Regions from separate parts of the Mus musculus genome. Here region 1 is linked to region 2. A link is a loop called in an ENCODE intact Hi-C map of the cell type or tissue named here. Cell type or tissue: heart. All regions are shown on one strand. Each heading gives the region's core, and the rest is flanking DNA. Links, peaks and the distances in the headings are about the cores only. Region 1 holds the start of Gm30078 (a long non-coding RNA gene). Region 2 has its middle 9.6 kb from the start of Gm38753.

Region 1 (15,463 bases), core at 4,777-12,776, 310 kb after region 2:
TACTATTAGAAGGTGTGGCCCTGTTGGAGTAGGTGTGTCACTGTGTGTATGGACTATAAAGACCCTCATCCTAGCTGCCTGGAAGCCAGTATTCTGCTAGCAGCCTTCATATAAAGAGGTAGACCTCTCAGCTCCTCCTGCCACCATGCCTGCCTGGATGCTGCCATGCTCCTGCCTTGATGATAATGGACTGAACCTTTGAACCTGTAAGCCATCCCCCATTAAATGTTATAAGAGTTGCCTTGGTCATGGTGTCTGTTCACAGCAGTAAAACCCTAACTAAGACAGACTAATTGGAAGCATTAGGAGGTATGGTCTTATTAGAGGCGGTGTATCACTGGGACTAGATGTTGAGGTTTCAAAAGTCCATGCCAGGCCCAACCACATTCCCTCTTTGCTTCTGCCCAGCTGGTTAGATGTAATTTTTTAGTGACTGCTCCAGCACCATGGCTGCTGTCCTGGTTCCCATCATGATGATCAGGGACTCACCCTCTGAAACTGTAAACCAGGCCCCCCAGTTAAATGCTTTGGTCATGATGTCTCCTCACAGCAATAGAACAGTAACTAAGATATGCCCTCGAGCAACATGTCCAGGTCCTGGTGGGCTTCACATTGCGAGTTGGAGTGTAAGGCGTTCCAGGATGCTACCACTCAGCTGAGCTATCAGGTCTACCCTCTCTCCACTCCGATGCTTTATCGGAATCTTTGGTAAAGAACACTGTTTCCCTTCATCTCCCACGGTGGCCCTGGAAGGATACCGCACCATCTCCACTATTGCTGCCTTCTGTCTTCTTTTGAGCATTTGTAAGCATGTCTTCATTTTCACTTTTGTTGTTTTTAGTACCGAGCCCAAGAACAGGAGCTCTGCCACTGAGTTGTAACCCCAGTCTTTCCTTTGCTTTTCTTTTGAGGCAGGGAGTGGAACGATGGTTCAATAGGGCTGCTCTTGCCGAGGACCCAGGTTGGGTTTCTGGCACCCAACCATCTGTCACTCCAGATCCAAGGGAAGTGATGCCCTCTTCTGGCTCCAGGCATGCCTGCAGTGTGATACACAGACGTACATGCAGCTAAACATCCACACAGATAAAAACAAGTTTAAAAAAATATTTAACCATGCTTTAATAGAAAACCTCACTAAATTACCCAGACCGACCTTGAACTCATTCTGTAGCACAGGCAAGCCTTTAAGTTTATGATGCTCCTGCCTCGGTTCCAGAAAAGAGAGGTTTTCTGGAAAGGATCAGCAAAGCAAGCTTGCACCAGGAAGCCTAGCAAAAAAGAAAGGAAACTTTTTGCCTGGAAGTGTATTGCCCTGTGTGGCATCTGCTTTCTCACCTGCAGATGGTGACCTGTGTGACGCTACGTTATGGACTTAGGCGGCTCATTCAAGACCAAAGCAGATAAAAAAAATTGCTCTTTCAAGTCCAAGTATAATCATTCAAAATAATAATAATAATAATAATAATAATAATAATAATAATAATAATAAAAGAAGCACGTTCTTGAAACTTCTAATTGGGATAAATAAATCTATCTGTTGTGATGAAGATAGCGTGTGGCTATATAATGTTTAGACCAGAACACTTTTCTTTTTAGGTTTTTGCTCCTTTTTATTTTATGCGTATGGGTATTTGTCTGCATCGACGTTTGTGTATCACAGAGACGCAGTGCCTGTAAAGGTCAGAAAAGGCCATCAGACCCCCTGGAGTTACGGGGGCTGAGAGCCACCATGTGAGTGCTGGGAACTGAAGCCAGGTCCTCTGCAAGAGCAGCTGGTGCTTAACCACTGAGCCATCCCTCCAGCCCCAAGAACTTACTGTAAAAACCTGTCAAAGCTTTTACATTCCTTTCCTTCCTCTAAACCCCCTCCTTTTTTAAAAGACAGAGCATTGCTATGTAGCCCAGGTTGCCCTGAAACTACATGCATGATTCCTCCTCAGTGCTGATATTATAGCTACACCACCTTGCTCAAACAATACATTGTTTCTTAATAAAGTTGAAAGAAAAAAAAATATGGCTGCTCTTTTTAAAAGATAGGCAGGGTCTGTGGAGACAAACCTCCCCAAATCCATTCTTCTGCCTGAGAGACGACTGTTGATTTTCTTAGTTGCTATTTTCCCCCTGGCGTGTTGAAAGAAATGCCTTTTGGTGTTTGGAGTTGAGAGGGAAAAATACGTGTTCCCCAAAGCCATCAGCTCCAATAAATCCCAAGGACTTGGATGCTTTGGTCACCAAGTATACAAAGCAGGAGCCAGACCTGGGGGCGGGAGAAAGCTGCAACCTGGCCCCACAGCCTGGATGAGAGCCATCAGGGTTTGGATGCAGATGACACAGGGCAGCAGATTCTTTCTGGGTTCTGTGGCTGACTCGGCTCATTCTGAGTTCTACCAGCTCCAGCCTGGGAGCCCCCTCCCGCTCACCCTTCCCGTTAGGCTGGGGGATTTTTATGCATGTCTAAACTGGTTTTATCTGAGTCTGAAACCTAGGTAGAATTCTTTGAATCCAATAACATATTTTAAATTCAAAGTGAATATTCTACCCAAGAAAAGCAGCGCATTTAGGGAGTTTATGGTTTTTGGTTTTTTTAAAAAAATATCTGATATGCAGGAAAAACTGTATTTTATCCTCAGAAACCATTGCTGTTGCTGCACATATGACATCATGTAGAAAGCTATTGTGGGGCATGCTGTTATTCTAGAATTTGGGGGTTCGAGGCCAGTCTCAGCTACATACAGGCCTCAGAACCAGCCGAGGCTATACAGTGATGCCTTGCCTCAAAGCACCAAGAACTGAGGGACTGGAGAGAAGGCTCGGCTGCTAAGAGCGCTGGCTGCTTTCACAAAGGACCCAGGTTCAGTTCCCAGCAGCACGTGGTGGCTCACAACCACCTCTAACTCCAGCTCCAGGGGATCCAATGCTCTCTCCTGACTACACTGGGTCGCAGACAGGCAGAGTCGTGTCAGCAAATGCTCATACACGTAGAATTAAACAAATCTGCTTTTGGAAAAAAAATTAAGGGGTGGACAGTTGGCTCGACTCTGAAGAGCACCTGCTGCTCTTGCGGAGGACCAGGGTTCCATTCCCAGAGACCACCTGTTGGCTCTCAGCCATCTGTGACTCCAACCCCAGAAGATCTGATGGACTTTTTGTTTGTTTGTTTGTTTGTTTTGGGTTTTTGGGATAAGGTTTCTCTGTGTAGCCCTGGCCTGATGCCCCCTTATGACCTCCATGGACAGCAGCCACATACGGGGTGTGTGTGTGTGTGTGTGTGTGTGTGTGTATACACACATACACACACACACACATATATATATATATATATATATATATATATATATATATATATATATATATATACACACACACACACATATATATACACACACACATATACATATATATATATATATATATATATATATACATACACACATACATATATACACAGACACACACATACATACACACAACATTCAGGCAAAATGCTCATGGCTATAAAATATTAAATAATACATCTAAGTTTTTTATTAAATTTTTTTAAAATTAAAAGACAAACCCAAGAATTCAGTGACAGCACTTGACCATCACATGTAAAGTCCTGAGTTCACTCTCCAGCATGGAAAAGGAGCCTGCTGTTGCTGTTTGGAATGTAAAGAGTTCTAATAAGATACATGAAAGGACCCAAATGCGTTCACAAACTTATAAACGAGAACATTCCACACAACAAAAAGTCCCTCCCCAAAGAAGGAAGGAAGGAAGGAAGGAAAGAAAGAAAGAAAGAAAGAAAGAAAGAAAGAAAGAAAGAAAGAAAGAAATTAAAGCAACAGTTTGTAAAGACACTGCTCCAGATCGTTTGGAGAGAAACCAACTTGATAAAATTCACCTCTGTGCAGTTGCTGACAACAACTGTTCTCAACCTGCAAAAGTTAAGGCACAAAGCTATGTTTTGTTCCATGTCCCTACAACCATTGATAGTCCATGAAGAGAAGGGAATTCTAGACATATTTGTTGATTTTCACTTGTCTCTTGATTTTCATATTTCAATTTTTGTTTATGTTAATTCGATGTCTTTTGTCTTCTTGTAGACCTAATTTTTTTTAAAGATTTATTTATTTCATTTATACACTTAGCTGTCCTCAGACACACCAGAAGAGGGCATCGGATCCCATTACAGATAGCTGTGAGCCATCATGTGGTTGCTGGGAGTTGAACCCAGGACCTCTGGAAGAGCAGCCATTGCTCTTAACTGCTGAGCCATCTCTCCAGCCCCTGTAGACCTAATTTTTAAGCTCTGTTTTCTACATTTGTGTGCCTGGTGGTATGTTCATATCCCTGCAGTTGCCTGAGGAGGCCAGGAGAGGGCATCAGATCTGCCAGAACTAGAGCTAACAGGTGATTGTAAGCCGCCATGTGTGTGCTGAGACTAGAACCCAGATCCTTTAAAGATCAGTGGATTGCCAGGCAGTGGCGGAGAATGCTGCCTTTAATCCCAGCACTGAGGAGGCAGAGGCAGGCGGATCTCTGTGAGTTTGAGGACCGCCTGATCTACAGAGTGTGTTTCAGGGCAACAAAGGCTACAGAGAGACACCCTGTCCCCCCAAAAAAGAAAACGAAAGCAAACAAACAAAAAACAAACCAAATTGAAGATCAAGCAATGCAATGGGTTGTCACAACAAAACAGTTAAAAATCACTTTTACTGTCATTAGTAGCTATTGTAAAGAGAGCCAGATCTGGTGGCACATGCCTTTAATCTTAGCACATGGATGACAGAGGCATTCTACCGGCCATACCACCCCGAATGTACCCAATCTCGTCTGATCTCGGAGGACAGAGGCAGGTAGATTGAATTTCTTGAATGCAAGGCCAGCCTGGTCTCCCCATGAAATTCCAGGGCTTCACACGGAAAGGAAACCCTGTTTCAAAAAAGGAAGGAAGGAAGGGAGGGAGGAGGAGAAGAAGGGAAGGAGGGAGGGAGGGAGGGAGGGAGGGAGGGAGGGAGGGAGGGAGGGAGGGAGGGAGGGAACTAGAGACAAGAATACCGGCAGAACAAGCTATGTAAGATATTACTATGGGTCATAACGTGTGCAATGATAAGTTGTTATTACAAGACCCTAAGGGCCCTTGGAAAAGGGTAACCAAACATGACAGGAAATTCAAAACAAAGAGAAGGCTCACTGAGTTGACAATTGTAAAGGTCAAGGAGGGTCAAAGGGCAGATTGGACTTTAACATCCCCGGGACAGGGAAAGGATATTATAGTTCAAAGAAATACCCTGTCCAGGAACCAAAGACTGAAAAGTACCAAGTCCCCACTGGTGAAGGTTGAGGGTACAGGGGCGAGGGAAGCAAGAGAGGAGGTCTGTTGCATTATAGAGTTAGTTCTGAAGGCCTGGGGAAGGTTTTGTTGTTAATCTAAAAGCAAATGTTGTAATTAATCAAGTTTTAAAGCAGTAGGGTTATGTGTGGTAGAAAAATTATATCCGATTTTTAGAACTATTTAGTTTTTTGTCTGTTTTTTCTTTGCTAATTTATTATTATTATTATTATTATTATTATTATTATTATTATTAGACAAGGTCTTATTTTGAATCCAGGATCGTCTAGAACTCATTGTATGTAGCTCAGGCTGGCCTCTAACTCTGGAAATCCTCCTGCCTCAGCCTCCTGCGCCTGCTGGAGAATTAATCCAAGGTTTCCTGAACATTGTCAGGGCTGACAGGGCCAGAAGTATGGAACCAAGATTCTAAGCTGGGAATGTCTTATTTCAAGGGCCCTCTCTGACCACAGGGTACCCCAGGAGTCAGGCTGGAGAGCACAGACATTCAGCTGAGATTTACAGCTTGCCTGCCCTGGGGATTTTTCCTTTAAATGCTAATAAAATTGTCAAGCTTTAAAAAGAATAAAATAAAATTGAGGAAGGTCAAAGGGCTAGGAATATGGTAGAGAGGAAGAAAACTTGCTTGAGGCCCTGGGTTTAAGCCTCAATTTAAACTGGGGGAGGGTGTTTCTCTGTGTAGCTCTGTCTGTCCTGGAACTTGCTTTGCAGACCAGGCTGGCTTCCAACTCAGAGATCTGCCTGCCTCTGCCTCCCAAGTGCTGCATCTAAAGGCATGGCCACCACTGCCTGGCTCTTTAAAGATAACTTCTTGCCGGGTGGTGGTGGCGCACACCTTTAATCCCAGCACTTGGGAGGCAGAGGCAGGCGGATTTCTGAGTTTGAGGCCAGCCTGTTCTACAAAGTGAGTTCCAGGACAGCCAGGACTACACAGAGAAACCCTGTCTCGAAACAAACAAACAAACAAACAAACAAACAAAAAAGATAACTTCTTTATAACCTCTTTTTACCTTGTTTTGAGGCAAGGTCACACACACCCGAGGCTGGTTTCAAACTTGCTGTGTAATAGAGGATGCCCCTGAATTCCTGATCTTCCTTCCCCTCACCCTTAAGTGCTAGGATTGTAGAAAATGTAGGAATTTTGTTTTGTTTTGGTTTGGTTTTGGTTTGTTTTTTTGAAGACAGGGTTTCTCTGTGTAGCCCTGGCCATCCTGGAATTCACTCTGTAGACCAGGCTGGCCTTGAACTCAGAGATCCGCCTGCCTCTGCCTCCCAAGTGCTGGGATTAAAGGCGTGCGCCACCACTGCCTGGCTAAAAACGTAGAAATTCTAAAGAGAAAAATATAGATTGTCTCTTGCCAAAAAAATGAATACTATTAACATTTCATAGTATATTTGTTCAGCCCCTTTATTTATTTATTTATTTATTTATTTATTTATTAATGACACACACACACTTTTCTTCAAATCAGGGTTCCTTCTAAAAATAGGTCTTCTCTTGATAAGATATTATGTATATTATTACATGGCAGTAAACCTGGTGTCTACAACAATTTATCTGTGATATGACACTAATATCCCATAAAGGTAGGTCAAGGTTATGAATATGGGGCTCAGAGATTGAGGCGCACCTACCAGGCAGGAGCCATTGTAGTGGTACATTAACCCAGTGGCTCACACATGCACTCTGAGGACCTGGAGGGAGGCACAGGAGGACCCCAGAGTCCAGGTCATCCTGGACTACACAGTTCAGTGCCGAGCCATGAGGCATGAGACCTCTCCTCAAATAAAGGCCGGGGAGAAAGGTTGCTCATCTCCCCGCAATCTCCATGACGCACATTTGATGTGGTGGTGGTGTGGTGGACATCTGTCGTCCCAACATCCCTACGGTGAACTGGAAGACAGAGGGAAGAGAATCTTCCAGAAACACTCAGCCAGCTAATCCGAAGTACACAGCACAGCGGCGGAAACCAGAGAAACCCTGCCTCAAAAAAAGTGAAAGGTCAGGACTCAGGACCGGCTTTGGAAGATCTTCTCACCCCCACGTGTACACAGGGGACCCTGGACGGCCTGGCAGCTAGCACCATCCTCCAGAACTCAGAAGGTTGAGCCGCAGAGCCACTTAAGGCTCGGTGTTGGGTGCCAGTCTAGGCAGCATAGCAACAGAAACACACCTTAAAGGGGGGGAAAAAAGGAAGAAAGAATTAAAAAAAAAAACCCACAGAAAACGAAATTACTGAATATTTCCTAGACACAAAGTCACCGGTCCAGCACCATCAGGGGGTACGGCAGTTTCTGAGGTCCGTTTGCGCTGATGTACTCCCACCGAAACGCGCTAAGCTGTGGTATCTTCTTCCTACTTCCTCATTTCCGTTCCTGGAAGTCAAAAGGAAACCTCAGAATGGGACCCACAGCGGTGTTTTACAAAAGGCAGGCGAGCTTTGTTGCAGATGTTTTTCTTCACACTAACACCATTATGAACAACCAGGACCCTGTTGCGGGTCCTGGGCTACCTCCCCTCCACTCCCAAAGCCACTTCGGGTCCTTGGTGGTTTGGGGTTGAGTTTTTGTTTTTTTGTTTTGTCCTTTGTTTTTGTCACGGGTGTTTTCTTTCTGTCCTGCTGGCCCAGTGCAAGTCTAACAGAGCCATGCCCCGAGGTTTTGTCTGTCTGTCTTTGTTTGGGATGTCTGTCTTGTTTCATTTTGTGACTATCTAGCTACATACCCGAGGCTGCCCTTAAACTCCATATCCCCGAGTTCCTAGTGCTGGGGAGTGCTCAATTTACTAAGCATTTTAAACTAAAAGCTTAGTACCTGGGGTGATGAGGCCCTTGTTCTACTAGCGGACATTCCTGACTTGGCTCTCTGCAAGCTGGGGAATGAATGTACCACGTGAGCAGGAAGATAACTGTCAGGTCGGCTACAGAGTTCCCTCAGCAGCTCAGGGAATGGCTGAGCAGCTGTGCTAGGAGTTCTTCCGGCTCCGGAGAAAGGCTGAGGTCTCTTTCACACTCCTGAAGACCTAGAAGGCTGGCTGTGGTTAGCCTTTGTGGCGGATTGAGGCGATTCCCACCTCTCACCTTCCAAGTCTTCCGTGGCCTCAGGACCAGCCTACAGGGTTGGCAGCAGCCTAAGGTGAACAAGTGCTGTGGAGCTTGGCCACCAGCCCTGGGTGTCAGTCATGCCTGTCCTCTCCCACTGCCTTTACATAGGCTTCAGATTTGACAGTTTGGGCTGGGGCTACCTGGGCAGGAAGCAAGGCTTTACCACTACTGAAATCTAGCATTTGGCAAAGTGCACAGCCCTTTGATGGATCAGAAAGTAAATTTAAGGGCTGGAGAAGTGGCTCGGCCCTTAAGAGCACTGACTGCTTTTCCGGAGGTCCTGAGATCAATTCCCAGCAACCACATGGTGTCTCACAACCATCTGTAATGGGATCCGATGCCCTCTTCTGGGATGTCTGAAGATAGCTGTGCGTGTGCGTGTGCGTGTGCGTGTGCGTGTAGTATCGCATGCCTTTAGTCCCAGCACTTGGGAGGCAGAGGCAGGTAGATTTCTGAGTTCCAGGCCAGCCTGGTCTACAGAGTGAGTTCCAGAATAGCTGGGACTACACAGAGAAACCCTGTCTCGAAAAACCAATAATAATAATAATAATAATAATAATAATAATAATAAAATAGGCCGGAGCGAGCAGAGCCAAACATAAATAAATAAATAAATCTTATAAAAAATTAATTTAAAAACCTAAATTTAAATATTAAGGGTTTGGGGACAATCAGTCTGTTGGGCTTGGAGAGACGGCTCAGGGGTTAGGAGCACTGGCTGTTCTTGTAAAGGGACTCAACATGGCAGGAGCACCTGTAACTCCAGTCCCGGGGCATCTAATGCCCTCTTCTGGCCTCCGTCTGCAGCAGACACAGAAGTGGTACACAGACAGACACGTAGAATAACAAATAATCAAGTCTGTAGGATTAATAGTCAATAGTGGGCTTATGGTTGTTTTGCAAACTAGAGGGGTCCTATTCAAAAACCGCGAAACCTAAAGGTGTGTGTCTCATACCAACATTCCTGCATCGTATGGAGAGGTGGGTGTATTTGGGTCAGAAAACACAATGCATTATCTATTCGCGAGGCTGACAACCTGGTGGTGGCGTGGCTAGTGGAGAAGCCGTGGAAGCTTTAGCTTTGAAGTCAGTTCTGGGAAGATGCCATCACTGCCACCAGCCATGTGCTCTCAGCCGGCACAATCCACCTCTTAGCATTATCCACAAAGGAAAAGTTAAGACCCAGGACAGTATGAGGATTAAATGGCCTGCCTCCCACCCCTTCCTTCAGATGGGGATGGATGGCCTGTCTCCCACCTCTTCAGATGGGGCATTGTGTTTGGGGCCTCAAGCCTCAGACATGCTAGAGAAGCACCCTGCTGCTGAGCGGGGTCGAACGATGTGATAATCTGTGTCCAGTGCTTCCCGCATGGGAGGCACGTGCTGCACTCATCGTGAGAGTCCACACTGGAACTGGAGAGATGGCTCTGTGTGGTTGGGTGTGTACTGCTCTTCCAGAGGTCCTGAGTTCAGCCTCCAGCCCCATGTCAGGCAGGCAGCTCTTTGTAACTCCAGCACCAGGGGCTCTAACACCCTCTTCTAGCCTCACTACTGAGGCCCACACACATAGAACACACATGCACACAAACATGCAGATGCATAAAAATGTTTTTAATTTTTTTTATTAAAAACAAGCATGTCACCACAAGTGAGATTTTTGTTTTTGTTTTTACATGAAGGACCCTTTTAGGGCTTCTTTCTCTCTGTCTCTCCCTCTCTCCCTCTCTCCCTCTCTCCCTCTCTCTCTCTCTTTCTCTCTTTCTTTCTCTCTCTCTCTCTCTCTCTCTCTTTCTTTCTTTTTTGAGACAGGGTCTCTCTATGTAGCCCTGGCTAGCCTGGATCTCAGTATATAGACCAGGGTTGCCTTAATTCATAGAAATCTACCTGTTTCTGGAATTAAAGGTGTGGCCCCCAAGTAGTAGGGGCGGGGGGTCTACTTCTGTAGCTCAGGCTTGCCTTAAACTTGAATCCCCCAGCCTCAGCTTCCTGTGTGTTGAGGTTTACAGACAAGGGCCACCCCACCTGGTTTAAAAGAAACTCTTGGGTTAAGGAATTTCAGGACTCTAATGGTTCAGCTACCAGAAGTGGGAAGGATCCTGAAATGAGAAGCTTTCAAGTTCAAGGGCAGCCTGGGTGACTCAAAATAAAAACGTTTTTTACTTGGGATTCTACTCAATGTGGTAGAGCCCTTGCCTAACAAGGAAAAGGTCCCTCACACAATCAACTGGGATAGGGAGAGGGAAGAAAAGATGTCAAGACAGAGTCTTGCTTACCGTGAGAAGGCCCTTGGTGTGATTCTCAGAACTACTAATGTAAAAGAGAACAATTCAGAACGCTCGTCATTGGTCATATGAAATACAAACTCCCAAGCCATGAACTCTGCTGTGCACAGAGGCCAGGCAGCAGCATAGAGATGGTGGCATAACGAAGTGGTAGACTTGTGGCAAGAGGCAGCCACTCTCCACTCTCTGTCGCCTTGTCCTACCAGAATGTACGTCTACCTTATGGGACCTCGGGTTTTCTCTCTCTTCTCTTCTTTTCTTTTTCCTTTTTTTCTTTCTGTTTTGTTTTTGGAGACAGGGTGTCTCTAAAAAGCCCTGGCTGTCCTGATGTGTGTCACATGCATCAGGTACCCTCAAGGATCGGAAGAGAGTACCAATGGGGATTGAGACCCAAATGCAGGTGCTTTTCCTGGGCAGTGATACCTCTTAACCGTGGATCCACCCCCTCAGCTCCAAATTCCAACTTTTAAACACATCTTAAACCAAAGGAAGCGTGTTGATCACCTGAGGCCAGGAGGCTGCAAGTTTGCACTGTCTCATCTGACCCTTCATCACATCTCCCCCCCCCCACCCCCGGGGTCATCCCAGCTCTCATGGAAAACCTCCCAATGTATCCCTTCAAAGGGGCTCTCTGAAAATTACTATTTTTGTAGCAAATACATAGATCAAGCACAGCTCTCAGAACTCCAATAGTGAAATTTAAACCTGATGCAGATGAGGGCCATTTTTTTTTCACACAGCGTCAAATACCAGGAGAACAGGGGGGCTTTGGAAGAACTGGCAAGAGGAGATCTTGCTGTCCCAGCTTTGACTGCCTGCTTAAACACTCAGGAGACCTGTTTATTCCTTTTTAAGGAACAGCTTCCTCAAGATGTAATTCACACGCCATACAATTTACCCACTTAGAGTGTACAGCTCTGTGGTCTGGGGCAGAGTCACAGGCTATGCAGCCATTACGATAATCTAATTTTAGAACTCTTCCAGAAGTCTCCCAGAAGAGAACTTCATACCCAGTAGCAGGCACTCCCCTTCCCCAAGAACCCGGCAACCACTGGTTTGCTGCTGTGATTATCCCAAAGCAAAGTGATCGTGTGGTTTGTGCCCTGTCTGTCCTCTTTCACACAAGATATTTTATCCTTCTAGATTGTATTAGACTTCACTCCTCTCTCTCTCCCTCTCTCTCTCTCTCTCTCTCTCTCTCTCTCTCTGTGTGTGTGTGTGTGTGTGTGTGTGTGTGTGTGTGTGTATGTGTATGTGTGTGTGTGTGTACATGTGCACATAGAGGCCAGAGGTCATACCATGTGTGTATGTATGTATGTATGTACACATGGGCACATATAAGGCCAAGGTCTCTTGGATGTTCATCAGAAATGTCCTTGCTTCTGAGGATAGGGACTCTCAATAGCCTTGCTTACTGATTAGGCTTGGCCAGTTAGCCTAGCCAGCCCTAGTCATCCCCCTGTCCCCAGCACTGGGATTGCAAACAGTCTACCAGATCCAGTTTTTTACACTGGAGAACTCTGGCCTTCATCGTTGCATACCAAGGCTCTACTGACGGAGCCATGTCTCCAGCCCTCGTTCTGTTTGACTGCCAGATAACTATGGCAAGCCTGATGGGAGAGGCCGAGAATCCCAGCTACTCAGATGGGCGAGTTAGGAGTTTCGTAAATGCAAGGCTGGCCTCAATAACTTCCTATGTGAAACCTTGTCTCAACAAGCTAATTTTTGTGGGGGGAAGAGGGACAGTTTTGAGACAGGGTAACCCTGACTGTCCTGGAACTCAGTCTGTAGACCAGGCTGGCCTCGAATTCCTAGGTGCTAGGATTAAAGGCATGGGCCACAGGCTGGAGAGATGGCTCAGTGGTTAAGAGCACCAACTGCTCTTCCAGAGGTCCTGAGTTCAAATCCCATCAACCACATGGTGACTCACAACCATCTGGAATGAGATCGGGTGCCCTCTTCTGGTGTGTCTAAAGACAGTGTGTGTGTGTGTGTGTGTGTGTGTGTGTGTGCATAACCTATTTGTCTCAACTTTTTTAAGAGGCTGAGAACAAGCTCAGTGATAGGTCTGTTCCTTCCGCTTGGAAGGGCCTAGGTTCAGCCCCCAGGGAAGAAACAAACAACACAGGCACTGTAGCTCACACTTTTAATCTCAGCATTCTGCAGGCAGAGGCAAATGGATCTCTGTGATTTGAGGCCAGCCTGCTCTACGTAGTGAGCTAAAGTTCAACCAGGCCTTCCTGAAAGCCCTGTCTCAAAAATCAAAAGACATGGCCACTTGGAGTGGCTAGGAACATTTGTTGTCCTTCCTGGGGACCTGCCAGCCACATAATGGCTCACACCCATCTGTAACTCTAGTTCCAGGGGATCCAATGCCCTCTTCTGGCCTCTGAGGGCACCAGATACACATGTGCTGTACAGAAATACATGTAGGTAAAACACCTGAGCATCATAAAGTTTTTTTTAAAAAGATGGGAGTGGGGACACACAAAAATTAAATCTGCTAAAAAAACAAACAAACAAACCTCCAACTGTACTAATATATCACATTTTTATTTATCAGCTCATTAGACGATGGACGGGTGAATTGTATACACCTCAGGGTATATTACAAAAAAACAAAAACAAAACAAAAATCGAACAATAAAAACCACTGCAGTGGCTGATCGTATGCAAGTTATCATGTGGACATAAGCAGTCATGTATTCTAAAAAAAACAAAACAAAACAAAACAAAAAAAACAACAACAACAAAAAACATGTGCTGCACTAGGTCCTGACTGAAATACCTGATAGGAACAAGGGAAGACAGCTTTGTTGTGACTAGCAGTTCAGTGCTTCTGTCTGCCTGTGGGTGGCCTGGCAGAGTCCCCGAGTTCCCAACTAGAGAAACTGAGGCAGAAGTTGCTCACATCCTGAGAGGCTGTGCAGCAGAAAGCATCCTGGGATCAGGAGACAGGCCAGACCCTTCGAAGGCTGGCACCTCAGAGCCTAGTTCCTGGGGCTAGATCCCGCCCCCCAAAACTTCCACAGTCTCCCAACATGGCCTGCCATGAGCTAAGTGACCAGACAAGCAAAACAGGAGCCTGTGGGACCTTTTGGGGGTCAAGCCACAGTGGGGCCCTCTTGATAGGAAAGCTGGTTTGATCTTTTGATGCGATTCTTCAACATTACAAAGAATGAACTTTGACAAATGTATTATTACTTTATGTTTTATTAAAATAAAAATAAAAATTTAACTTTGTTAGGGGTGTGTGTGGGGTGTGTGTGTGTGTGTGTGTGTTGTGTGCGCGCACGCTTGCGCACTCCCGAGATCCCTTGCTCGCCCTCAAAGGTGTGCTGATATAACTTTAGCAGTGCATTGTGTGCAGATCTGAGGACAATGGGCAAGAGTCAGTGCTTCCTTGCACTGTGGGTTCTAGGAACTGAAGACAGAGTCAGACTCACTCAGTGAATGCTTTTACTCAGAAGCCCTTCCCCGACCCTAGGTTACTACTTTATGAGGACTTTTGCTAAGGTCCCTCACCCAAATTTCATGACCACTGGCCTTGGAATAAATGTTAGAAATCAGCCCCACCACTTAGCCTAAGATCAATACTCTCAAGAAGGAAAGACCTGGGACCAGCAAGATGGCTTGTGGATAGAGGTGCTTGCTGCCAAGCCTGATGGCAGGAGTTCGATCCCTGGGACCCCCAGGAAGAAAGAGGACTGACTTGTGCAAGTTGTTCCTTGACCTCCGCATGCATGTACACACACATGTATGAATGAAGAAACGTAATACAGACTTTTTCTTTCTTTAATTCAAGGCCTGATCTTTGCTCTCTTACTAAGCAGTGAAAGGTTCTCCTTTAGGGAAAGTGATAGTATGAATAGCTTTGGTAGCCTTGGGGCTGCCCATGGCTAAGGCCACAGAAGCACGGACCTGGATCAGAAGGGCTCCAGGTGTCCCCACCGCTGACCCTCAGATATCACTCTCTTCTTGACTCAGGTCTGTCTCTGTGGATCCACGTAATGAAACGCCCTTCCTGAGCAAAGGTCTCAGGAAGAGCCAGAGGCCAGTATGTGGGGTTTGGATTGGGGAGTTGGGAATGGAAGGCGAGGCGATTACTTCTAGGCAGGATCTCACAGACTCTGTATGGTTTGGATCTTTTTCCTTCCATCTTTGGGGGTAAGCACTTGAATATATCTAAGTCAGAAAGAGTTCAAAGAAAATATTAAAACTAAGTATGGTGACAAGTGCCTTTAATCTTACTGCTGATGGAATAGGGGTAGGAGGATCGCAAGGGAAGTGGTAGCTAGCCTAGACTACAGAATTCTGTCTCACAAAAGGAAGGATGAAGGGAGTTCATGAAATAAATGTAGTATACTATGATTGACAGATTTACCTAGTGTTTTTAACTTAACAGGTTTCAGGGGTGCAGATAGGGCTTAGTGGTTAAGAGTCCTTACTGAAGCAGGGCTTTGGCTTCCAACACCTACACAGTGGCTCAAACCCATCCATAATTCCAATTCCAGGAGATCCAACATTCTCTTCTAGCCTCATGAGGGGACCAGTCATGAACATGGTACAGAGACATGGATTCACTCAAACACTCATACACATAAAAAAATAGTATTTTCTTTAAAAGAGGTCATAAAGGAGCTGGAGAGATGGCTCAGTAATTAAAAGCACCTGCTGCTCTTCCAGAAGACCCTGGTTCCATTCTAAGCACCCATGTGGTGGCTCACAACGATCTGTAACTC
Region 2 (15,463 bases), core at 4,732-12,731:
GTGCCTGAGGCCTGTGGAGAAGAGAAGAGTGAACCTGATGCCCTGGAACTAGAGTTAAAGACAGTTATAAGCTGCCATGTTGGTGCTGGGAGTTGAACTGGAGTCCTCTACAAAAAAAAAAAAAAATAGCCTACTCTTGATGCTGAGCCATCTCTCCAGCCCCCCTGATTATGTTTATAAAGAAATAAGAACTATGTTGCAACAACCAAATGGAAATCGCTGTCTTAGTCACTGTTCCATTGCTTTGAAGAGACACCATGACCAAGGAAACTCTTATAAAAGGAAACATTTACTTAGGGGCTTGCTTACAGTTTCAGAGGGTTAGTATATGACTGTCACAGTAAGAAGCAGACAGGCAGGCATGGTGCTGGAGCAGTAGCTGAGAGCTTTACAGTCTGATCCACAGGTACCAGGGAGGAAGGGAGAGAGGGAGAGAGGAAAGGAGGGAGGAAGAGAGAGAGAGGAAAGGAAGGAGGGAGGGAAGGAGAGAGAGAAAGAGAGAGAGAGAGAGAGAGAGAGAGAGAGAGAGAGAGATTAGGCATGGTGTGGGTTTTTTTAACTCAAAGCCCACCCCCAGTGACACACCTCCCCCAATAAGGCCACACCTCCTAATCCTTCCTAAACAATTCATCAACTGGGAACTAAGCATTCAAATATGGAAGCCTGCGGGGGCCATTCTCATTCAAACCACCACGGTCTCGATCATCAGTAAGATCACATACAAACCCATTCATTTATATATACATACATAGCTTATAAATGTATATCTTCTTATCCTAAGTATAATGAAATTTATGCATGAAAAGTTATCTCAATCAAATCCATTTAGTTTCAAATCCTCAGGGTCTGAGAAAACTCGATTCACAGGAAGAAAAAGACTGGAAAAAAAAACGTTTATTCATACCTATATAGTTCTGGCATACTTGAAACATGGCGACTTGAAACAACAGTATAAAATACTTCATCAGAAACCCGATGGGAGCTAAGAAACTATTTACTTTAATTAGTCTAGCTGCTGTTTTTATAATCAAGGCATGCACAGACATGGAGCCCTGAAATAAAGCAGATAGAGTCCTTGGGTCCAAGTTTAAATTCAATCCAGCAGAACAAATGAACTATGGCTGTGCACCAGGCTCTGTGAGCTGCTTGGCTGTGAATGAACAATCGGACAGTGGGATGAAGAGTGGCCCACAGGAAAACATCCCACACACTGAGCCTGAATTCTTTGTGAATTCACTTCCCTTGGAAAGGGGCCCCCTTTTTAGATTTATACAAGTTATGCAGCTTTAGATCAAGTGTTCTGGCGCATTAATCACTTCTTTTGTTACTGTGACAAAATACCTGAGGAGACAGAATTTAGGCAGGGAAGGGGTTACTTGGGCTCACAGTGTGGGGTGTTGTCTATCCAAGCAGTGAGAATAGATACTATGTCTACAGTCGGGTAGCAGTGAGAATAGATACTATGTCTACAGTTGGGTAGCAGAGAGAATAGATACTATGTCTACAGTCGGGTAGCAGTGAGAATAGATACTATGTCTACAGTCGGGTAGCAGTGAGAATAGATACTATGTCTACAGTTGGGTAGCAGAGAGAATAGATACTATGTCTACAGTTGGGTAGCAGTGAGAATAGATACTATGTCTACAGTCGGGTAGCAGTGAGAATAGATACTATGTCTACAGTCGGGTAGCAGGGAGAAACGCTTCTGTTTAATTCACTTCTGCTTCCTCTTTCCATTTAATCCCAGACCCCATCACGGGGAATGATGCCACCCACGTTTTAAGATGTGCTTTTCTCTCCCCACTTCAGCTTCCCTGGAGACATCCTCCAGCCATTCCCTGAGGACTGTCTCCTAGGTGACTCCGAATCCAGTGAAGCCGACAAGGGAGATTAAACTGGATTAGCTGGGTAGACTCTAAATTCAATGGTACATACTGGGGTGCAGGGCGGGGGCATACAGGAAGAAAAAGTTATGCAGGGGTGGAGATCAGAGTTATGTAGCCTTTGGCAAGGAAACTCTGGAACTATCAGAAGTTGGACACAACCAGACAGGATCCCCTCGAGAGGCATCAGAAGAACACGGGCTCTGCTGACGCATTGATTTCAAACAGCTGCCCTCCAGAAACAGTGGGAGAATGATTTTTTTGTTGTTGTTGTTAATTCAAGTCACCATATTTGGGTTAATTAGTTACAGCTGCCTTCAGAGATGATGACACTCAGTACCTGGCAGCTCAGGGATGTTGTGCCGGGCAGAGGAAACTAGAGGACAAAGAAAACAACAGGTGGAAATGTGTACTTGGAAGTGTAACCTTGTGAGAAAAGACTCAGCACGTGGCCTAAGCTAACCCCAAACCATGATCCTCCTGCCTTAGGCTCCTGAGTGCCATGGTTGCAAGTGTGTTGTTACCATATTCAGCTTGTTCGTGTGATTTCTGAAGAGCACAGGACTACCACAAAAGTCTTTTCATGAGACACTGTCTGGAAGTCTGTGGCAGCTTCAGGAATCCTGGGCTATCTGGGTTTGGAATGAGGACTTCGTAGGCAGATCATGGTGTGTGTGTGTGGGGGGGGGTGACTTGAGCAGACAAGCTTGCATTTCCTGCTTGTGTATATTCAGCATATACAAAAATATGAAATATTTGAAATAAGCATGCATGTTTTGAGGGCCTTTGCTTGGCCTGAACCACACCCACAAAGAGACTTGTGTATGTCTGTCTGGGTGCGTCTGGCAGCTTGTGAGTTGGGTGGGGCTGAAATACACAGCTGGGGCTAGGTCTTGAGAGAAAATTCCTCTTGAGGCAAGATTCTTTCTGGTAGACTGTAACTCCACCGTTTCTCTGTGAAATGGTCCCAACGCGTAGTTTTCTAAGAAAGGGTTGGAGATTTGCCACCTTTCAGAGTTTTTATGGCTCCCAGAAAAAAAGAAAAGAAAAAAAAGGAAAAAAAGAAAAAACCATTTTCCAAGCTCTGAGACCAAGTTTGAGTGAGCTCCACCCACGAGAAAAGCCTCCGTTGTCCGGGAAAGTTTTGGATATGAGCTATGCTTGCCCTGGGTTCCTGGAGCCCATTCTTACAGGGAAAGCTGAGTCTGGTGGAACGAGACAACACCATGAAGAAAAACAGAAAGTTTGGAATAGGGAGGGAGGCCCAGTCACCCTGCGTCGGGTGTGTCTTCTCACGACTAATACAAGCAAGGAACAGCATCTTGCAGTCCTGCACAACCCACCCATCCACCCACCAACAGCCACCTGTGGAAAATAGGCAAGCCCTGTAAGACAGAGCATTGAGATGCACCCCTGGGAACTCTGGGGAATATGGAAGTAGAGCTCTCTAGCAGTACCCTTAGACTGTTACCATCTACGGCAGCCTCCTGACTATAAATGGACCATGTGAGGAGACTGGCCTGTGGAATCTAGGTTTGCACAAGAACCCTTTCTGATGTTTGCCCAGTGACACCAACCAGCAACGACTCTCCCAGTGTACTGCATGAAGACTCGTCTATGCATGTGGCCACTGGGGGTGTTATAAGAATACAGCAGTTATTCTGGTGGGTCTGCCAAACAAGAAGAGGACAATTACAACGTCCTGGTCAACCTCTGCTACTGATGCAGTGGTTGGTTGACATGCTTTTCATTCTCAGGGGGCAGGGGATGGGGGAGGGGGGGGACTGCAGGCCTGGGCAAACAGACCATAGCAGTTCACCAGAGGCTGTACATGGAAGGGAATGGGAAAAGTGGACTCCTTCTCTTCTTCAGACAGACAGACACAGAGAGGGAGAGACAGACAGACAGGGAGAAAGAGAGACAGAGAGAGACAGAGAGACATGGAGAGAGAGAGACACAGAGAGAGAGATCAGTCTTGTTTCTCAGGCTATGTTAGACCCCACTGAGGCTGGTAATGACACGTATATATTTATGTACAGTGGGCTTTAAAAAATAGCTTAGGGAGTTCCTATTTTATCATATTTTTTAAGCTCAATTTTCAGCCACAGTCACTACTGAAAAAAAAAAAAATAAGAAAAAAAATCAGAAAAGGGAACTTGTGGGAAAGTGCCTCTCTCCCTCAGGCCTGCTTAGCTGTCACCATGGAGACGCCCGATGGGTCCAGGAATGACTCCCTGGATTCGCTGACAGAGCCTTTGAAATGGAAGCAGCTAGAAGCACAAAGACAAACTTAATGTGCAGTCCTTGAAGAAAGAGCCTTTGACTCCCGCCTGCCATGAGCAGGGAGCCTCAGACAGCAGGCATGCCCCTCTCTGCTCACAGGCATCATTATTTGAGGTGCTTTGCCGCAGAGAGCAGAGGTCCAACCGCTTCTTTGCCTCCCATCACCATTGAGGAAACACTCCTGCAAGGTCTTAGGGGTGAGACTGGGAAAAGAGAGGCAGGGTCTCTGAGATTACGGAGAGAGTGTGTGAGAAGCATACTGGATGGCCTGGCTCAAGGACAGTTGAAAACAACCCCCCCCCCCCCACACACACACCCGCCATCAGCTGTCCCTTTTGCTGCACAAAGCTGTAGATTCCTTCAGACCCAGAGAAGGCAGGCTACCTATGCAAATAAATGGCTTTGGCTTCCATCTCCCTGTGACAATGATCGACAGATGCAGGGATGACCAGAGTATTATCCACAGCATTCCTCTGCAAGTATCCTATGTAAAGGAATGCTACAGATAAAAGCCCCATCCTTGGGTGCTGACCCTGGGAACCCACACAGCACACCCACTGCCCCAATACAGATTGCCGCTCTCCTGAAGGTCTTGACCAGACAGTGGGATAGGATCTCTCACAGGGACTGCCCAAAGCTGCCAAGCTCCGCAGAATAGTTGGTACCCTTGAGGACACATCGCCACCCAAGGTGCCAATCAACACAGCTGACCCAGAATGCATGGCGCCTTCTCTGTGGAGGAGGGTACCATCTCCTCCAAGCCTGTTCCTGACCTATCACTACCACAAGACACAGCTGGCCCGAATCCCCTAGTTCAAAAACGCACGGGATCGACCCCCTTTCTTTCCTGCAAGGCAAAGGCAGAATGAAGCCATGTATTCTTTCCTTCTCTGGCCTGGTTACTGCAGACCTGCCTAACCTGGAAGAGGAACAAGAAATAAAGGCCATGGAGAGCCTGGATCGCCTCCTCGGAGCTATTTATTCTGATTTCCCGACAAGCGAGTTAATTGGATGGGCCCTGGCGACAGACATTCCAGACTAAAAACCCATAGCTTTCTACCAAAACAACATATTGCTCCGTACTCTATTTCTACATTGGGACTTGGAGCCGCCGGACCCGGGAAACCGAGGTAGAGTGAGTCACACCGGCCCAGTCCCACAACAATGCTGTTCCCCTGTGTGTGTTTGCTGTTGCTTGCAGGCATTGCTGGGTTGGAGTGCAAAGGCATCCAAAGTGGGGAAAAGAAACAGATGCTCCTTTTGGACAAGCCCAGCAAGCGAGCGGGAAGGAATTGCGCTGTCTGATGCTGCTTCCTGGTCCCAGCTGCCTTTGACACTTGTAGGTTCCCTTCACACAGCCCAGTGTTCTCATTCCCATGGGCCACACCCACTCAGGACACACCTGGGCCACTAGCCCAGACAGTATGGTGCCTAACTCACTGTTTCTCCAATGAGGCAGGGCTGCTCCCATGTTCCCAAAGGAAAAAGCAAACGCCAGGCAGGCCTGAAACTCTGCCAACCACAAAGTTACTCAGGAGGGCTCTGCACTCTCCCTCCCGGCCATGACCACTGACCCAGCCTTCCTGCACTCCCCACAAGCTGGTCTGGAGCTGAGCACTGACCTAGAAGTTTCCATTTCATCCTTGCCCCAACACCAAAAGCCCAATTCTAACCTCAAACTTGGAAACAGAGACACTCCAGTCTAGAACAGTTAAGAAAGCGACACAGTCTCCCGAGAGGAAAGTGGTTCCAGTCCCTCACTCAACAGCAGGGCGGTGCTGACCTCCCTGCGTCCAGCCATGACCTGCCCTCCCTAGGGCAGGACCCCAGGGAGCACAGACAGCCCAAACTGAAACAAGTTCAAAGCTCCCAGGACCTGATCTCGGCCACCAGGATCAATTCATGCCTCATCACAGCTGCCTCGGAGGAATGGGGCCCCAAGACAGTCACCAGGGCTTTCTCCTGGCAGATGGCAGCTGACTCTGGCATTCTCATGTGGCTTCTGGGCATCCAGGGTGAGGGTGGGGGGAGAGCAATAAGACATTTCAGGTCCATTGATTCGTTCCTATCGATTAAACCTTCGTAAGTGGTTTCAGTTGTAGCATGGAAGATTTTAAGTCAAGATTTTACAACAAACCAAGAAGACAACTAGATCTGAGGAGCTAGAAGGTTTTGTACTTCCTAGATAAGGCTTTGCTTACTGAGGAAGTCTATGCAATTTCTGTCTGTCTGTCTGTCTGTCTGTCTGTCTCACCTTTTACATAGCCGAAAGTCCTACTATGTATAGTCACATGAGTCTGGAAGATTCTAAATGAAGGAGCCCTTGGGTATTTGTAGTTAGCTTGATGACTCCCAGCTTATCAGGTGGCAGAGGGCGTGTGTCAGTTCAGATTTTGGATCACAGGCAGGCTGTGTCCTCTGGGTTTACAGACTTACTTGATTTGGCACACTTGATGCTTTTCGTGGAAAACCTGACTCTTGTTGGAGAAAATCAGTTGACACAACAACCTAAGGGGCCATTTGGCCCAGGAGGCCGTGGTGGCACAGGTTGGCGTCAGATCTCCTTAGACAGTGCCTCCATCAGCTTAACATTGCCACCTTCCTGGTGTCTTTAAGAATATAAGTGGAGGGGCTGGAGAGATGGCTCAGTGGTTAAGAGCACTGACTGCTCTTCCAGAGGTCCTGAATTCAATTCCCAGCAACCACATGGTGGCTCACAGCCGTCTGTAATAGGATCCTATGCCCTCTTCTGGTGTGTCTGAAGACAGCGACAGTGCACTCATATACATTAAATTAATTAATTAATTAATTAATTAAATGCTTTACAAAGAATATAAGCCTGTAACATCATGAGACACTGCTGCCAGGTGCCAATCTCTCAAACACGCTCCTTTCTATTAAGGGAAATTCTAAGCCCTGGCAGGCGCCGTGATAGGGCATCATAGCACAGCGACAAGCTTTTGCATCGAAGGGTCGGTCTGATTCTCGCCCTTATTTTATGTCTTCATAGGAAAAAAAAAAAGTCAAATCAAGTCTATTTCTTCTTTTCCTTCTGGGGGGGAAGTCAGAAGTACTCATCAGGTGTGGAGATACAAACTTGCTTCTTCCCACTGACAACCCCCAACCCCCACTCCCAACACTGAGGGAAGTGTTCACTTCCGCCTAATGAGAGATCCAGAGCAGGAGGGGAGTGTGGTGTGGAGGATAAAGCCCAATCTACTGTTTATTCTGGCGCTAATCACAAGTGGTTTACAGAAAAATGCCCTCATTTGCTTCCAGCAGCTCCAGCCTCTCAGCCATGTGAAAGCTGTCTTCAGAGTCAATTGCCTGTCATTTTACTGATTTATGTTGAACAACGGCAAGGACCCCTCGAGGTATTCGTAGCTGGCTTGATGATTCACAGCGTATAAAGTGACACTGGGCAGTGTGCTTTGGTTCAAATTCCATCAAGATGGAATTTAAATTCCCTCCACTGTGTGTTCGCTGGGGAAATGCTTTGATGAGCAGGACCATTGAGCCTTAAAAGAAGGAGCAAGAGCAACCTGGGCTTCTTCAAATGGTGGCAGAGGCTGAGCCACATCTTCTTTTAGCCCTGGGATGTAAAAATGATACTCGAAGTGTTTAAAACAGCCATCATAGATGAGTTTCCCCAAGGAACGCCGATGAATGACAAAGGACAAAACCCATCCTGTAAGGTCGAAGGACCTGGGGATTCCCCTACTTGTTCAGATTCCTGCTTGTCAATGAACAGTATCTGATTTCCTTGGAACCTTCTAACAGGAAATTCCCTTTAAAAATGTAACTCTTGAAGGAATGGCCTGCTCAATTATTAACCCATTATAATGATTGTCTTCACTTCGGTGTTTCAAATAGTACAGATTTGCTTCCATGCCAGTACCCACACCCCATCCCCTCCAACCCCCCACACACTCACTGTCTGTCCTGAAGCACTAGAAGCCTCCACGTCTTTAGGAGTTACTCTCCCTCTTGGGTCCCGAGAGTCCCCACATGCTAGAAGATTCTTCCATGCTTCTCCCAGGATTCCTGAGCTACAACCCTGAAAACAGACAAGATGGAAGTGGATGCTTGTTTGTTCATTCGTTTGTTTCTTTGTTCATTTTTAAGTCCCCCCTTAAATCAACAAGAAGTCACACAGATGATTTAAGGATAGCCAACTGCTTTCTCCTGCATTTCTCAGATAACAAATTCATACAATGTTTCAACTGAAGATAGACTTTGAGCTCTGACTCGGCCCACAAAGTGAGGAAACCGAGGCACAGGGACTTCCCGAGCTCAACTGAGCCCCGGGATCCTTAAGGATCCAGTCACAAGCCAGACTGAGCTGTCCAAATGAAGGCCGGTTCCAATCTCATCTTACCCACATCTCTAGCTTGGGGGTGGGGGGCGAGGGGGGGTGGGGTGGGGAGTTGGAGGGGGGTGGAGGGGAGGTGGGGACTGCTCAATCCGACCCGTTCATTACTTTTAATTCCTCTCTCAGGCTCCAGTTCCCCCGCCCCTTTTCCCTGTCCCCTGCCCTATTTAGGCGTTTCCAAACTGGCTATGGTCTTTGTGCTCCTGATTTTTTAACTCCTTGCCTTTGAGCTGGGGCAGCTAGATTGAACTAGAGTCCCGGTGCCCTTGATGTGTGCTGTCTTACCTCATCACGCCACTAGGTGGCAGTGTTTCAGAGCAGTCCTGAGCCCTGCAACGTGGCTCTGGGCTGGGCCCGGGTTCTTTCCAGCACAAACAACAGTGAGCTAGCAGGCAGAGCACATATTCGCTGTCGTGCTTGGGAAAAGATGAGCATTCAATATTATGGTAACGAGGAACAGAGGTCTGCAACCTGTCCGCGTGCTTTCAGAGCCTGCTTTATCCACAAGGCTGACATCTGCCGTCACCTTCACAAAGGAATCTCAAGTGGGGAAAGCTGTTTGGGAGGTGCCCTTGAAACGAATTACTGTCACCTTCTGCCCTCTTCGGTTTTTTTTTTTTTCAGCCCACCATTGGGCCCCGATTTCATCCACAAAAAAGCATCAAGCAAAGAAGAAGAAAGGCAATCCCTGGGGCATTATGTGTGTGCTGGACAGGATAGTAATGGTGCAATCCTTCTAATGGCTTTGGTCACTGCAGGATGCTAGCTATTAGAAGGAGCCGTTTTAAGGGAGGAGGAGGGAATGGGGGGACGGTAGGGATATCTGCTGATTACAGTGCGGTCAGGAACAGAAAGTCCATTTAAAGGAACACAGGCATAAAGCTGGACAAAGGGGCGTTGTTTGTGGGCTTAAGGTATATTTAGGGCTTACAGTGTAGCATCTGAATTATTCGTATAGCTCAAACTCTAAGTGCAATGTCTATGATGGGAGACCATTCCAAGAGCTACTTGGCTCCACCCCTTTGTTAGGAAGTCCCTCAGGGAACTATCAGGAATGTGCCCTGAAATCCTTTACCCATTTACATCAGGGTCAATGGAAGACAAGCCAGATGTTTTCCTTTCAAACAGGTGAGAGCCGGATCAAAACTGTGAGGGGCGTGTTTGATTGCCTCGGCTTCTGCTCCAGTCTCCCCATCCCAGCCTCCATGTAAGAGACAGTCCTCAAATCCCACTGGTGGGCCAATCCCTCTTGCTTTACCCTCATTCCTTACTCTGTACTTTGCAACCCCTTACTGGCCTGACACTAAAATGAAGAAACTCCAGTCTTTCCCCAAGTATGACCCATTAGGAAATGAATGAAGTTCTCTCCACTTAAGAAAGCTGGGGCTGGCCTTCCGGGGACTCAGAATGGAGATAAAATGGGGCTTCCCCTCCAGCCAGGCTCTGGCTCAACAGGTAGCAACTGTTGCTCTATGTGTGGATTTTATACCCCGGCTTAAGGAGAAGAAAGATGTCAGTTGCTTAGATACCAGTGCATCCTATCATCAAGCAAAACGTCTGTCTCCTGAACTGAGAGTGCATATAACCCTGAGGAGAGAGAATTCCCGAACACAAAGCGGGGAACACTGGATGCTCTGTGGTGGGATCGAAACCCACACATGGGTGATGCTGATGTGCAGAGAGAGGCACGTGAGGTTACAGAAGCCATCATAGGACGTCTGAATGTGAGACCTCGGAGAAAGAGAGTAGTTTTAGGCACGGGGAAGGCAGGAGTTGTCTGAAGGATGGCCTCATGACCAGGCACAGGGGACAAGAACATATGTAAGGCTATTTACAAAGAAAGCCAGCATGCTTGCCTGTGAAGAGCACGGGGAGTGGGGAGCTCCGTAAAGAAAGGGGGTGAGACAACCAGTAAAGATCTGATCTAAAGAAGAACTAACAACCCACTGAAGTGAGACAGGTCATATTCAGTGCATTTACCTAGGGTAAGGCAGGAAGAGCCCCGGCCCTGCCTCGAAGAGGAACAACCACACAGCCAGACTCCACGGAGATGAGTGAGTCACGCAGAACCTGCCGATTTTAGAAATGAGGTCAGCAGACCAGGAGGCAGCTGCTGTTGACAAGACAGGTCATTCAGTTCCAAGAATAAGGACCATGCTATACCCCAGGGCACCACGAGGGTAGCACCTGGTCAGGAGGGAGGAGGAAGAAGGGTACAGGGCGTCACTGGGCATTGTGGGAGGGAGTGGTCATGGAAGAGTAAGCAGGCTCAGCTTAGGTGAAAATTATGCTTCTTAAGTCTGGGCTCTAGGGACTACCCTGAGCTGGGTACCTGGACTAGCAGTGATGGAGGAAGGTGGAGTGTACCTGTGAGAAAGAGAAGTCAGGAAAGGAGGTGGGCAGGGCAGGGGCTCTGGTTGGTTTACATCTGAGAGCCATGCTGGAGTGGGAGAGGAGAGGCAATTAGCTACTTCCCCTACGACTTCCCCCTCCAGAGTCAGTCAGGAAGGCCCCCAGATGTCCCCCCTCCAGAGTCAGTCAGGAAGGCCCTCAGATGTCCCCCCCTCCAGAGTCAGTCAGTAAGGTATCCAGATGTCCCCCCTCCAGAGTCAGTCAGGAAGGCCCCCAGATGTCCCCCTCCAGAGTCAGTCAGTAAGGTATCCATCCAGATGTTCCCCCTCCAGAGTCAGTCAGTAAGGCCCCCAGATGTCCCCCCTCCAGAGTCAGTCAGTAAGGTATCCAGATGTCCCCCCTCCAGAGTCAGTCAGGAAGGCCCCCAAGATGTCAAAACATCAGACGATAGAAACCAAAAGGCACAGCCAGTGCCCGGTGAGATCATTCAGGACAGTGCGTCTAGCAACGTTATCTCACTGCCCCTAAGGCTGTCACTCTGGGTTGGGTGACTCCTCCTCAGCCCCTCGCTGACTCTGCTCAGCGTCTCCCTTCAGGAATGAGACTCCCAGGAGAGGCCCAAATTGATTCGGTGGCCTCTGTCCAGCACTGGCTGTTCTGCATGGGCAGCTCTTTATGACAGGCTGCCTATGCTGGCTGCTCATGAATCAAGTGTCTACCCGTGGTCTAAGCCATTAAGAGTGGGCTCGTGGCTTGGCAAGCTACACTGAGGACCCCCTCCTGGTAGGGCAGGGGGTGGGGGATGGATGCATTAGCAGAGATGGCCTGAGCATTCCGAGAAGAAGAAAACATAAGGAAACAGCTCCTGGCTTTTCTCATACAAAGATTGCAGATAGCAGAACAGGAGTCCACCACAGCCGCAACTGTGTCTGAGAGCTCTAGACTAGATGACAGGTGGAACCGTTGTTTTTATATAGAAGATTCACTTGGTAATCATTTGTGATATAGGATGAAGAGGAAGGTGCCTGGAAGATTCATGGGGGTCTAACGATAGGTCTTCATAGGCCCCTGAAACTGGAGAAGGACCCTGGCTTTGGAGACAAAGAAGAAAGGGCGGTCCTCAGAAACCAGGGCTGGGTAGCTGACTGTCCAAGTACAGAGAGAAAGGACAACTCACAGACAATGTGAGACTTAAAGGCCCCAGAGGAAGAAGGACATCATCCCACTAGCAAAACCCCAGCAAAGCGCAGAAAGAGGACAGACGCAGGAGGATTCCATTCAGACCCATGAAGTGAGTGTGACACCAGACACATGACTCATTACTTGTACGCAGTTAACCAAAATATTTGAGGAAAGAACTTAACTGATTTGGGCTCCTGCTTTCAGAGGCGTTACTCTGTCAAGGTGGGGAAGGTGCAGTGTCACAGAACAGTCCAACAACATCATGGTGGGCAGGATGCAGAGGGGAATCCCCAGAAGAGTCTAGGGCAAGATATAGCCCCTAAAACTCTAGTCCAAGCCTCTAGACACCCACTTCTCTAATTGGGCAGCAAGTCCCAGCATCTTCCAATCACCTATTCAAATTTTAAACCCATCAATGGATCTGAGCATCCACTAGTTGAGAGCCTTTGTCTTTTAATAGTCTCTAGACTATTAAATCGTCTCCCTTACAGGCTTGCCTGGGGGTGTGCATTACCAGTCTCCTAGGCGGCTCTCAGTCCAACCAAACTAACTAAATCAACCACAGCACAAGGCAGCAGCCTCCAGCTACTGCTGGGCAGGAAGCCTTGTGACTCTGCCAGCGATGCTCTCCTAAGCCGTCAAAGAAGTGTCTCTCGATTTTCACCCACGTGTTCAGCAACTCTACAGACACAAGTACCACATTCCCGGGTATCCTCAGAGCCCTCAAAAGTCGAGATCCTGTATGTGTAGAGAAGAGGTGCTGGTAATTCTTATTCAGGGATCTCCCCCCACCTCTGACTCTCTGAGCATCCATTAAAGACTTGCCTCCAGGACTGATATTCAAGCCAGAAAGAGGAGAACACAGGCTCAGAGATCATGTGCAATGAGCTCTGCTGTGCGTGTGTGCATCCAGGTCTTCTGTGCATTCTCAAGGAAGAATGTTGAAATGTTTGCTAAGCTTTGGGTTATCTTTCATTCTTAGTGTGTTTTAATTTTATTTTATGTGTCTATGTGTTTTGCATATATATATACATACATATATACACACACATATATACACATACATACATATATGTATATATATATATATGCATTCAGTGTAGTGTCTGCAGAGGTCAGAAGAGAGCATCAGATCTCCCAGAAACTGGAGTTACGGATGGTTGTGAGCCACCATGTGGGTGCTGGAAACCTAACCCAGGTCCTCTGCAAGAGCAGCCAGTGCTCTAACCACTGAACCATCGCTCTCGCCCCTTAAGTTATCTTTTGTACTGAACAGAAGTTTTTTTGTCATTCTAATAAATAAAAATAACAATAAGCATAGTTTGTAGTTTAGCAATATTCTACATGTTAACAGCTAATGCCACACAGTTGTAGACCTAATTGATAGTTAATAGGAGACCAAACTCAATAGAAAATTGGGTGGTCTCTGCATGGACTTCTTAGATAAGGCCCTACCATGTGGCCCTGAAAGCCAGCCATTATCCTTTACAACTAAGCTTTGGGTCACTTCTAACTTCTATCTTGCTTTAAAAAGTTAAAGCTCAACTCAAGCACCATTTTCTCAAGAAACTGCCCTAGTTACTTTCTGTTGATGTGACAAAACACGTGAGACAGGATTGTTTATAAAGAAAAGGAGGTTATTTGGCGTACAGTTCTGAAGGTAGAAGGATCAAAATGGCATAGCCTCATCTGAAGAGGGACTTCTGTCCCATCACAACAAAAAGATGTGAGTATCTCTGGGAGAGATGAAACCACACAGGAAGCTGCTCCACAAAGGTCCCTTTCACAGGTGTGAATCCGGTCAAGACCAGCCCCACCTCTTAATGTTGTACATCAACTGAATTACATGACTTAAAAAAAAAAGATTTGTTTGTTTGTTTATATTTGTGAGTACCCTCTAGCTGTCTTCAGACACACCAGAAGAGTACATAGGATTCCATTACAGATGGTTGTGAGCCACCATATAGTGGCTGGGAATTGAACTCAGGACCTCTGGAAGAGCAGTCAGTGCTCTTAACCACTGAGCCAGCTCTCCAGACCAAATTACATGACTTTTAACATGGACAAAACACACCAAACTCTCATACCAGTCTTTCTTGGTCTCCCAGATAATGTCAGATTGCCTGTTCGTTTGCTTCCATGAAGTTGTTCTTTCCTTTCAAAGCGGTTACAGTAAAAATCACCCGGACACCCATTAAAGTGTCAAGAAAGACTTTGTTCAAGACTAGTGCTGTAGATGCTATGATGCAACCCAGGCCCATCTGTCTTGGGATGGCACCACCCACAGTTGGCTAGGCCTTTCCTCCTGATGGAGGCAATTCTTCAGTTGAGGTTCCCACTTCTCAAGTGTGTCAGGTTGACATCCAAGATTATCCATCTCAAGTGGGGAGTTCTGATCAATAATCATGGTAAATGAATCTAAGGATTGAAATTACTAAGAGATAGGAAGCATCTTGCTAACCAATTGTATTGCTGACTTTCCATCACTATGATAAACTACCCCATCGTCATAAAGGTTCCAATGCCTCTCGGGAGTGCCAGCCTAGAGCCCAAGGCTTTAACACATGAGCTCTGGGGAGGGCTCAGAATCTAAACATCAGCACCACTGAACAAGAACATTGCTGAAGACAGGCCTGGTATAATCAGAGATTGGGGACAGGGAATAAAGAGTTTGATCAATTGACCTATGGAGCGTGGGAGTTTCTTCTTAAGCTGACTTAATGCTTAAGAATGCAGACCCTGCAAGGACAGAACGAAGGTCAAGGTTGCGACGTAAGTCCAAAGCCTGCCGGAGAAAAGGACTCAGCTGAGCCAGACCAAAGCTTGTCTATGGAGAGATGGTCTGTGTCCCCTGCTCCAGATGTCCGTGTGGCCCAGCCACGTGGTGATGCCCGTCTGCTCTCCTAAACTGACAGCCCTTAGAAGACAGGGCCCTATGACTTCTGTTTGCTGTCTCACCGGTGTCTGCTCCTCGGCTTGAGGCACTGACAGGCGCTCAGGAAATGTCTCCTGCCCAGGTCTAGGAGCACACGCCCAATATACATGAAACCCTGGGCTCCCGCACTGGAAATAAAAGCATACGTTTTTATGATTCGATTTTATGTAATAATATGTCTCATGCACATGTATTTAGTGAATGGAAGAAAGAACAACCAGTGTTCTGAGCCAGGGGGAAGCCCCAGAGATGGGAGGCAGACCACACATAGTATGCGTTCTCTTTGGCTGCCGTTACGGTTACTCTTTGTCTCGGTTTGCTCCATCGCGCTTTTTCTCAGCTGGCTGCCTGGCTGGGAATTTATCTCCAGAGCATGGGAAAGTAACGTTGGATGTGAGCTTCCAGCAGGAGAGCCGGCTGCTGGCTCAGCACTCTGCCTTCAGAGACCCAGAAAGG

Evidence for each region. A loop is a pair of places that touch in the nucleus more often than their neighbours do. Peaks named below come from ENCODE experiments on the same cell type or tissue, not always from the same donor. Only the 100,000 strongest peaks of a DNase experiment are listed, where the experiment ranks them.
Region 1: it touches region 2 in a loop (2.8-fold over the local background); 2 of 42 quality-filtered maps call a loop at or near these places.

Annotation. Positions count from the first base shown.
Region 1 is chr5:149,060,627-149,076,089 of GRCm38, reverse strand. Gm30078 (a long non-coding RNA gene) reads right to left here and starts at 8,277. Exons shown (of 3, transcript XR_868722.3): 1 at 8,150-8,277; 2 at 7,573-7,711; 3 at 6,845-7,320. In heart, for the core only: no CTCF peak of the experiment used is centred there; no DNase peak of the experiment used is centred there; H3K27ac peaks cover 1,720 bases.
Region 2 is chr5:149,369,429-149,384,891 of GRCm38, reverse strand. It overlaps a transcript of Medag not described here. Among named protein-coding and RNA genes, the nearest start is that of Gm38753, 9.6 kb to the right of the region's middle. In heart, for the core only: CTCF peaks have their summits at 8,840 (motif pointing right) and 10,709; DNase peaks (open chromatin) are centred at 5,521, 7,333, 8,851, 10,718 and 2 weaker places; H3K4me3 peaks cover 815 bases; H3K27ac peaks cover 5,309 bases.